Linked DNA regions of Homo sapiens: region 2 is linked to region 1. The links are chromatin contacts, found by POLR2A ChIA-PET in ENCODE. All regions are on one chromosome and are shown on one strand. The core of a region is the stretch at or near the end of the contact, and the rest is flanking DNA. Distances in the headings are between cores, read along the strand shown. Region 1 holds the start of C11orf98 (chromosome 11 open reading frame 98). Region 2 has its middle 13 kb from the start of UCP3.

The links. ChIA-PET counts read pairs that join two places held with the same protein, here RNA polymerase II (POLR2A).
Region 2: POLR2A ChIA-PET joins it to region 1 with 12 read pairs in activated naive CD4-positive, alpha-beta T cell. The contact joins the enhancer-like site here to the promoter of C11orf98 in region 1. POLR2A ChIA-PET finds 5 or more read pairs at or near these places in 2 of 52 experiments (GM12878 and activated naive CD4-positive, alpha-beta T cell).

The regions. Positions count from the first base shown.
Region 1 is chr11:62,661,922-62,666,775 of GRCh38, reverse strand. C11orf98 (chromosome 11 open reading frame 98) reads left to right here and starts at 1,566. Exons shown (of 4, transcript NM_001286086.2): 1 at 1,566-1,645; 2 at 1,803-1,927; 3 at 3,443-3,540; 4 at 3,617-3,959. The coding sequence starts at 1,607. The coding sequence ends at 3,726. It overlaps LBHD1 (LBH domain containing 1), which reads left to right. Exons shown (of 7, transcript NM_024099.5): 5 at 1,803-1,927; 6 at 3,443-3,540; 7 at 3,617-3,959. The coding sequence ends at 3,647. It overlaps CSKMT (citrate synthase lysine methyltransferase), which reads right to left and starts at 1,464. Exons shown (of 3, transcript NM_001043229.2): 1 at 1,444-1,464; 2 at 830-1,129; 3 at 1-380. The coding sequence starts at 896. SNORA57 (small nucleolar RNA, H/ACA box 57) reads right to left here and starts at 1,354; the gene lies at 1,206-1,354. RefSeq lists enhancers at 117-216, 237-286, 337-446, 1,117-1,346.
Region 2 is chr11:73,994,039-73,998,766 of GRCh38, reverse strand. It overlaps the pseudogene LOC100421622. Among named protein-coding and RNA genes, the nearest start is that of UCP3, 13 kb to the left of the region's middle. Within about 2 kb of position 2,811, at least 8 of the 41 ENCODE cell types and tissues checked have a DNase peak (open chromatin) inside an H3K27ac peak, as active enhancers do; they include GM12878, where a contact is called at or near this core.

The DNA.
Region 1 (4,854 bases), core at 317-2,816:
CCCCAGGTTCTGAGCATCGGCGTGCATGAAGTGGAGGCTTGAGGCAGGGTGTCCAGGGCATAGAGGTGTTTGGCCTGGGCCACCCTCCAGGAGGCTATTCATGTGGGCCACAGCCACAGGAGAAAAGTCCACCCCCAGCACATCCACTGGGTGTGGAGATTTGGTGTAGAGGCCTGTACATAGGCTGGAAGTCCCACAGCCCACATCCAGCACTCGCAGAGGACTGGCAGCCTGTGCCTCCTGCAGCAATGGCAGTAGGAGCCCCTGGACTTCGTCGTATCCAAAGAACCAGTCGAAGGTGGGGACAGTGCCCAAACGAGGCTGGGCATGCAGCCGATCCCAGAGACAGCGGTCCGCCAGGCAACTATCAGCCAGTGAGCCTGTGGGCACGGTTGGAGGGTGTCACTTGGTCTATGTCGCCACTGCAAAAACGTCGTATATACACACTGGCGTCTTTTTTTTTTTTGAGACAGGGTCTCACTCTGTGACCCAGGGTTGAGTACAGTAGCACAATGATGGCTCACTGAAGCCTCCACCTCAGCCTCCTGAGTAGCTAGGACTATAGGCGCCATCGTGCCCGGTTAATTTTTTTTGTAGACAGGGTCTCGCTATGTTGCCCTAGGTTGGTCTCGAACTCCTGGGCCAAGCGATCTGCCCGCCTCGGCCTGGCAAAGTGTTAGCATTACAGCCGTGAGCCACCACGCACGGCCCACCGTAGGGTTTGAGAATCACAATTTCAGGGACTACACTCCTGACTCACGAGGAACCCACCTTACCCTCCCCACTCTGCCCCCACCTTGCCCTCTCCACTCTGCCCCCACCTCCCTACCCGCAAAGGGGCGGCACGTCCCCATCATCAGGCTCGGCAAGTGGAGCATTCGACGCAGCGCGGCCATCTGGAGATTCGGGTAAGTTCGACCAGAGAAGCTTATGTGAAGCGTCCACCCTACTCCAGCCGGAGAGGCCTGAGGTCCAGGGGAAGATCTGCAAATTCCGCGTAGCGAAAGGCGGCGTACAGCTTCCCCGAACTCTGCAGTCCCGGAAAAAAGAACGCGGACACAGACTATGGTAGGAACGGCCTTTATTGGCTGCAGCGGGAAGTGGAGGAGGGTATACAGCGTCCGCAGACCTGAAATCAAATGAGAAAGTGTGAGCACCCCGATGGAGGAGCCAGCTGGATCTCGGTTGTCCTTCTCCGAGATTCCCGGTGTCCCGGCGTTTGAGGATAGAACCAGCGGATGGGAAGCCGCCAGCACCGAAGACATGACGCCGAGGGGGCCAGAGCCCTTTCCCTCTTCCTCCGTACATTACGGGGAGCGGCACCACAAGCCCGATCCCCGCCAAGAAAAGGAGGGTCCTGAGACCCCGCCCAGAGCCTTCCACCCGGCACCCCCACCACTCCCGGCCGCCCAATCTGGCTACTACAGCTAAAACCACACTTACTAGCTCACCACCCTCCGAAAGGCCTCCCGCACCGCGGAGCTCCTTTATATAGCCCGAGGACCCGCCCCCGAGTTGCGATTGGCCCGCGGAAGGCCGGGGCGGAGCCCCGCGGATCCGGCGCTGAGCGGAAGTACGGACCGTGAACTGGAGTGGAATCGCGACTATGGGAGCTCCGGGGGGAAAGATCAACCGGCCCCGAACGGTGACTGTGTGGGGGCCGCGACTTTGTTTCCTCAAGCGTTCCTGAGCCCTTTTATCTCGCACGAGATGGGATCAGTGAGGGGCCGGGGCTGCCTGGTGGAGGGGCCCCGGGTCGCGGCGAGCCCACTCCATCTGATTCGCATCTTTCTCCCCGGCAGGAGCTGAAGAAGAAGCTGTTCAAACGCCGGCGGGTGTTGAATCGGGAGCGGCGTCTGAGGCACCGGGTGGTCGGGGCTGTGATAGACCAAGGGCTGATCACGCGGCACCACCTCAAGAAGCGGGCGTAAGTACTAGACCCTCTTCCTGTTGGTCGTCCCCACCGAGTCTTCCTTCCTCCCTGCAGAGCTCCGGAGCAGCTTCACCTCTCAGCTCACCTTGTGCACTGACGCTTATGCGGGGAATGTCTGTCGGCTGTTAGTTCCTAAGCTCTGATAGCCTCTCACAATACCTGTAGCAGACAACCTTTCTTTGGGTTTTGGATTCTGTTAAGAATCTCAGGAAAGCCGGGGATGGTGGCTCATACCTGTAATCCCAGCACTTTGGGGGGCTGAGGTGGGCGGATCACCTGAGGTCGGGAGTTCGAGACCAGCCTGACCAACATGGTGAAACCCCGTTTTTGCTAAAAATACAAAAATTAGCCAGGCGTTGTGGCCGGCACCTGTAGTCCCAGCTACACGGGAGGCTGAGGCAGGAGAATTGCTTGAACCTGGGAGGCGGAGGTTGCAGTGAGCCGAGATCACGCCACTGCACTCCAGCCTGGGCCACAGAGTGAGACTCCGTCTCAAAAAAAAAAAAAAAAAAAAAAGAATATCAGGAAATCTGTTGGCTCTCCATTCTCCAAGTAATGTTATACATTCACACAGATTTTTATAAGTAAACTTATTTTTACATACAGAAAAGTGCACACATAGGCGCATAAAACTCGAAGAATTTTCCCAAAGGCACTCATAGGATTTCACTTGTAAGTTTCAAGGCCTCCTGTGTCTTGAGGAAGAGTTCCCATCCCATTAATTACTTTCTGTGTCCTTTTTTTTTTTTTTTTTTTTTTTCCTCTTTTTTGAGACAGAGTCTCCCTCTGTTGCCCAGGCTGGAGTGAAGTGGCATGATCTCGGCTCACTGCAACCCCTGCCTCCTGGGTTTAAGCTATTCTCTTGCCTCAGCCTCCCGAGTAGCTGGGATTACAGGTGCTCCCCACTGCACCCGGCTAATTTTTGTATTTTTAGTAGAGACGGGGTTTCACCATGTTGGCCAGGCTGGTCTTGAACTCCTGACCTCAGGTGATCCGCCCACCTCAGCCTCCCAAAGTGTTGGGATTACAGGCATAAGCCACCGCCCCCGATCTATGTCCTTTCATTAGCTTCTTCAATGTAAATATTTAGGGTTTCTATTACTATTTATATTATATTTATTTAATACTTTTCCTTTTTTTTTTTTTTTTGAGACGGAGTCTCGCTTTGTCGCCCAGGCTGGAGTGCAGTGGCGCGATCTCGGCTCACTGCAAGCTCCGCCTTCTGGGTTCACGCCATTCTCCTGCCGCAGCCTCCCGAGTAGCTGGGACTACAGGCGCCCGCCACTGCGCCCAGCTAATGTTTTGTATTTTTAGTAGAGACAGGGTTTCACCGTGGTCTCGATCTCCTGACCTCGTGATCCAGCCGCCTCGGCCTCCCAAAGTGCTGGGATTACAGGCGTGAGCCACTGCGCCCAGCCTATTTAATACTTTTTCTATAGCCAGAACTATTTGTGTGACCTCAGTTGGTTCAGGTTAACCTAGCTCTCTTTATTTCCACTTACCCATCAGGTCCAGTGCACGTGCCAACATTACACTGTCAGGGAAGAAGCGCAGAAAACTCCTCCAGCAGATCCGGCTTGCCCAGAAAGAGAAGACAGCCATGGAAGGTGAGGCTGGGACAGAGGTGGGTGAGGGGAATCCTGGATTTATTTGGGATAATACTTCCTTCTTCCCTTTACTCAGTGGAAGCCCCTTCAAAGCCAGCCAGGACTAGTGAACCACAGCTCAAAAGGCAAAAGAAGACAAAAGCCCCCCAGGATGTAGAAATGAAGGACCTTGAAGATGAGAGCTAAACCTCTTCCACTAGAAGATTCTCAACTGGAGCCAGCCTTCAGACTCAGTGGTTGTTTCAGAGGACTTTGACAAAAGCAAGGCCCCTTTTCACTCTCCAGATTTCCTCCTACCTAATGGCCTACTGACCTCCCCTAGAGGGATGTCTTTGGGAGGGAAGAAGGTACAGAAGAAAGATTGGAGAAGGGCCTCTCTAGCAGTCAACTCCATTTGTAATAAAGCCCTAGCACTCTGAGATGTGTGTGATTAAATGTAGGAATGGGGATGGGTCATGAAAAGATTGGGGAGTATGGAAACAAGACAGTGAGGAAGCAGTACCCACAGCTTCCTTGTGCAAATGCAACAAGATGCCAGCCTCTGCCCTCAAGAGTGGTGGTGCCTGGCCGGGTGCAGTGGCTCACGCCTCTAATGCCAGCACTTTGGGAGGCCGAGGCAGGTGGATCACCTGAGGTCACAAGTTCGAGACCAGCCTGGCTAACCCCGTTTCTACTAAAAATACAAAAAATTAGCCGGGCGTGGTGGTGCACGCCTGTAATCCCAGCTACTTGGAGGCTGAGGCAGGAGAATCGCTTGAACCCGGGAGGCGGAGATTGCCTACCGGGGTATTGCTTGAGGCCAGGAACTCAAGGCTGTAGTGTGCTGTGATCTCATCTGTCTCCTTAGTGAGTGATACTCTAACTTTCCATTTATGACAAAGATACAGATTATTCGAGAAGTTGAAGTTACAGTGAGCCAAGATTGTCCCACTGCACTCCAGCCTGGGCAACAGAGTGAGCCATTGTCTCGAAAAATATAGATAGATAATTGTAGGGATAGCAGAGGTAAAGGTCCTGATACCAGTTCTGCCACTGCCTCTGTGTGACTAAGGTAGGCAAGACACCTTACCTCTTCTGTCTTACTTCTTTTGCTGCATTATATTTTCATTTTAATTTATATATATATATATTTATTTATTTATTTTATTTTAATTTTTTTTTTTTTGAGACAGAGTCTCACACTGTAGCCCCGGCTGGAGTGCAATGGCATAATCTTGGCTCACTGCACCCTCTGCCTCCCGGGTTCAAGCAATTCTCCTGCCTCAGCCTCCTGAGTAGCTGGGATTACAGGCGCCTGCCACCAGGCCTGGCTTA
Region 2 (4,728 bases), core at 1,562-4,061, about 11 Mb before region 1:
GATGATTCTGAGAAAGGGAGGATAAAATATTCTAAGAGATATTTTGACTGGGATCAGGAGCCTACTAACTGCCAAGTCTAGCCTTTTGGAGAAAGAAAAACGAGATTGGTGAGTCTTGTGAGGTTTCTAGGCCAAAATACTAGATCTCTTTCTCCACTGTTTTTTTTTTTTTTTTTTTTTTTTTTGAGTCAAAGTCTTGCTCTGTGCCCAGGCTAACACAATCTTGGCTCACAGCAACATCCACCTCCCAGGTTCAAGTAATTCTCCTGCCTCAGACTCTCGAGTAGCTGGGACTACAGGTGCGTGCCACCACACTCTGGCTAGTTTTTGTATTTTTAGTAAAGATGGGGTTTTCACTGTGTTGACCAGGCTGGTCTCAAACTCCTGACCTCAGATGATCCACCCACCTCAGCCTCCCAAAGTGCTGGGATTACAGGCGTGAGCCACTGCTCCCAGTCTCTTTCCCCACTTCTTAAAGGCAGAGATTCAACCAGATGACCTGAAGCTCTTTAGTTCTGTGATTCCAAGGACTGAGAGACAGTTTCTCCCAGGCTACGGTGTGAACACCTTTTCAACGCTGGCCTCAATTTATGCTTCCAGGAAACCAGGGATGTGAATTCATGAGAAGGTCAGATTACCAGCTGAGGCCAGTTTCTAAGTTCTGTGCATCCATTTCCCCACCACACTCCTAGAGACACCACCTCCAGTCAAGTGATTCAAAAGAAATCTGCTTTTTCTCAAACTCTTCTACTACGTCAGGCAGAAATAAGATAGTTAGAGTCCTGACTCAGTCCCATTTGTGACATAATGGATAATTCACATAAATGTTCTAAGTAATGGTAATATTTTTTAAAAGAATATTTTATTCAGAAGGAATGAATGTTAAGTAAGGAAATATTATTATAGCTCTGTAGATGAGTTTGTTTCAGGGCACTTTGAAAAGCACAGTGTGCTACATGAATGAAAATATTCATTGTACATACATTGTAAGCCATATGTTATGTTAGGTGCTGGGGTGAACAAGACCAGTCCTGTCCTCAAGGAGCTCACTGGGGTGGAGGATGGTGGGGCAGGAAAGACAAACTGCAAACCATCAGTCACCATACTGGGTGATCAAAGCTACAAATAGAGATGTATACAAAGCACCCAAGAGCAGGTACACAGATAAGGGACATCTGACGTGGTTGGGGGGCCAGGAAGCTTCTTGGAGGAAGACACCTAAAGGTCAAGTAGGTGTTATGCAGGTAAAGAAAGTGAAGTGAAAGTCATCCTAGGCAAAGGGAATGGTTCGTGCAAAGGCCCAGAAACAAGATAAAAACATTCAAGGTACATCCAAGGGATTGTCAGCTGTCAGTATGTCTGGGTTGCAGACTTAAAGATCTACTGGGGAGACTGAGGCAGGAAAATCGCTTGATTGCTTGAACCCAGGAGGTGGAGCTCACAGTGAGCTGAGATCGCACCACTGCACTCCAGCTGGGCGACAGAGCGTGACTCTGTCTCAAAAAAAAAAAAAAAAAAAAGAAACCTCCTTTCCATTTTTTTAGGTATATACCCAAAGTGCAAAGTGGAATCATGGAATCACTTGGTATGGGTAATTCTATATTTAATTTTTTGAGGGACCATCATACTGTTTTCCATAGCAGCTGGACCATTCTCATTCCCAGCTGCAGTGTATAAGGGTTTGTTTCTCCACATCCTCTTCAACACTTATTTTCTGGTTTTTGATAGTAGCCATCCTAATGGGTGTAAGGTGGTCTCTCATTGTGATTTTGATTAATGATTAGTGATGCTATGGCTCTTTTCGTGTGGTTATTGGCCATCTGCATATCTTCTTTGGAGAAATGTCTATTTAAGGCCTCTGCCTATTTTTGAATGAAAATTAAAGAACTACAATTTTATGTAACTTGGATGAATCTCACATAGCGTTGAGTGAAAGATACAAAATAGTACATATAGTATCATTCCATTTATATAATGTTTAAGAACAGGTAAAACAAATATTTGGTGTTAAAAATCAGGATACTGGTTATTCTTTGGGTGAATAGTGACTGATGGTAGACACAAAGGATCACTTCTGGGTGTTAGTAATGTTTCCTCATGTGTGCTCATTATACAGGGATGTTTGCTTTATAAAAGTTATTCATGCTGTATACTTAGGATTTGTGCACTGTTTTATATGTGTTTTACTTCAATAAAAGTTTACTTTAGGCTGGGAGTGGTGGCTCATGCCTGTAATCCCAGCACTTTAGGAGGCTAAGGCGGGAGGGTTGCTTCAGTCTGTAAACAGATTTTTTTTTTAAGACAGGGTATCACTGTTACCCAGGCTGGAGTGCAGTGGCGTGATCACGGTTCACTGCAGCCTCCAGACTCCTGGGCCCAAGCAATTTTCCTGCCTCAGCCTCTCAAGTAGCTGGGACTACAGGCACCTGCCACCAGGCCCAGCTAATTTTAAAATTTTTTATAGAGACAGGGGCTCGCTTTGTTGCCTAGGCTGGTCTTGAATTTCTGGACTCAAGTGATCCTCCCACCTCAGCTGCCCAAGTCATTGGGATTACAGGTGCTAGCCACCATGCCTGGCTACTCTTGCTGGTTTAATGATGGGAAATCTTTCACCAAAAGTTTGCAAATTTTCATATGAGCATCTGGACAACTTTTTTAAAGACCTACAAAACGTTCAAAACACTGGTGAAAAAGAAGTACAGAATAGAGAGAAATTTTGATCAGGCACTTACTCTGAAAAGCACAACACTGTGTCTGTGTCTCAGTGATGTGGTCACACAACCAAAACAACCCAACTGTGGTTTTCTTCTCAGTATCTTACACTGTGAAAGCCTTCTTGATTTGGAACCTGTGACTTGCAGCAGAGTTCTAAACAAGAATTGTATATTGCTTGTTTCATGGCTCCTCTCACCAATGAATCCAAATCCATCAGAGTAGAGCTCCTCAGCATATTAGACCAGTTATCCAGAAGTCATCCCCAGAAGTCATATCCCCGTTTCTTTTACTTTCCAAAGGTACAAGATCTCAAAAACTGTCAAGATATATTTCACCATTGTTATTCTTGCTATATTATTATTATGTCTTGGAGTTATGATCCTTGAAGTAATTCATGCTTCACATGTGCTTACAATGTTGAATGATGGGATGAGAGAAATCTTTTCCATTTGATAAAATAAAACCACAAGGAGGGTTTGCTTGTGTCGTATGGGTGCCCATAAAGCATTGAAAATATTAAGGAGCAAAGTGGATTTGCAGGATTTCTGTGGATATGTCACTATGCTGTACCATCTCATCAACGCAAACAGAAAGTGTGGTGATGCTTCTGATGAAAAAGGAAAACCTGATTTGACTTCCTGCTTTGAGCAGATGAGAGGACAGAGTCATTTGAAATGGTCATTGAGGAAGCAACCACAGATTCAACAACATAACAGAAATCTTAGGTTGCTACAACAGAAACAGACTGGGTTCCTCTTGAGCTATGCTTGTAATTCCACTGTTTAGCTCTGAATTCAATGAGTTTGTAGGAAAACAGTCACACTACAAACCTTGCAGAAAAGAAAGCCTTCAAAAACTCTTACTTTCCAGTAGAAAACTATATATGTTCTTAACTTTATTCACTCATTCTAGGAAGTTGCTTTAACACTAGATATTCACATTCAGGCTGGTTTTTCCAGTTTTCTTTACCTAAATCTTAAGTTCTACTTCTTGAAAAGAATGTAATGTGTAGAGATGGCATCTTATCAGAATGGAGAGATGGTCACCTTCCTCACTTCTCTCTGCTAATCTTCATTGGTATTAATTTTTTCACATAACTTGTTATTCACACTTTGTGTCTTTTTTCTTAAATACCTTTAAGAAAAAAGCTTTTATAAAGCTTTTATAAAGCTTTATACTGCCAGGCACTAAAAAGAATCCTGCTGGTGCAGAATAATTTAGGCTTAAATTATGTTCAAAGTGTGTTGTGTTGTAGTTTGGGTAACATTTAGTATTGTCTGGTGTCTTGATCATTATAACACATCCTAATTCAACAAAGAGCTTTTTAGCAAAAAGCACTTACTATATTTTTTACCTTGAGACAATCTGCATTTTTTTATAAATCTAAGGATAAACTTTATAGACTTTATGATAACTGTTAATGTAATGTCATTATGAATATTGGTGATTTTCAGTGTTAGTTTGTCAAACGTATATCTGGTTTAATTTTATATTTTGTTACCTACACTCTGGAGGATAATGGAGATTTTATTCTTCCTGTGAAAAGGCTTCTTGGTATTTAAAGTAGCAAAAGTATAAAATAATGAACATCCAGTATTGAGAAATGATATGATGGAACATTAAAAATTCCTGTGGATATTTATAAATTATATGTCAGTTAAACCTTGTCAAAGGTATGCAAATCAGCATACCTTAAGCTTGTTTTAGAAGGTCTCAACTCAGACTATGAAGATTCACTGACATCTTATAAGAAGCCTTGGAAAACATTCTCTTTTTTTTTTTTGCTGAGACGGAGTCTCACTCTGTCACCCAGGCTGGAGCGCAGTGGCATGTTCTCGGCTCACTGCAACCTCTGCCTCCTGGGTTCAAGCGATTCTCCTGCCTCAGCCTCCCCAGCAGCTGGGACTACAGGCATGTGCCACTGCGCCCAGCTAATTTTTGCATTTTTAGTAGAGACAGGGTTTTGCCATGTTGGCCAGGCTGTTCTGGAACTCCTGACCTAGTGATCTGCCT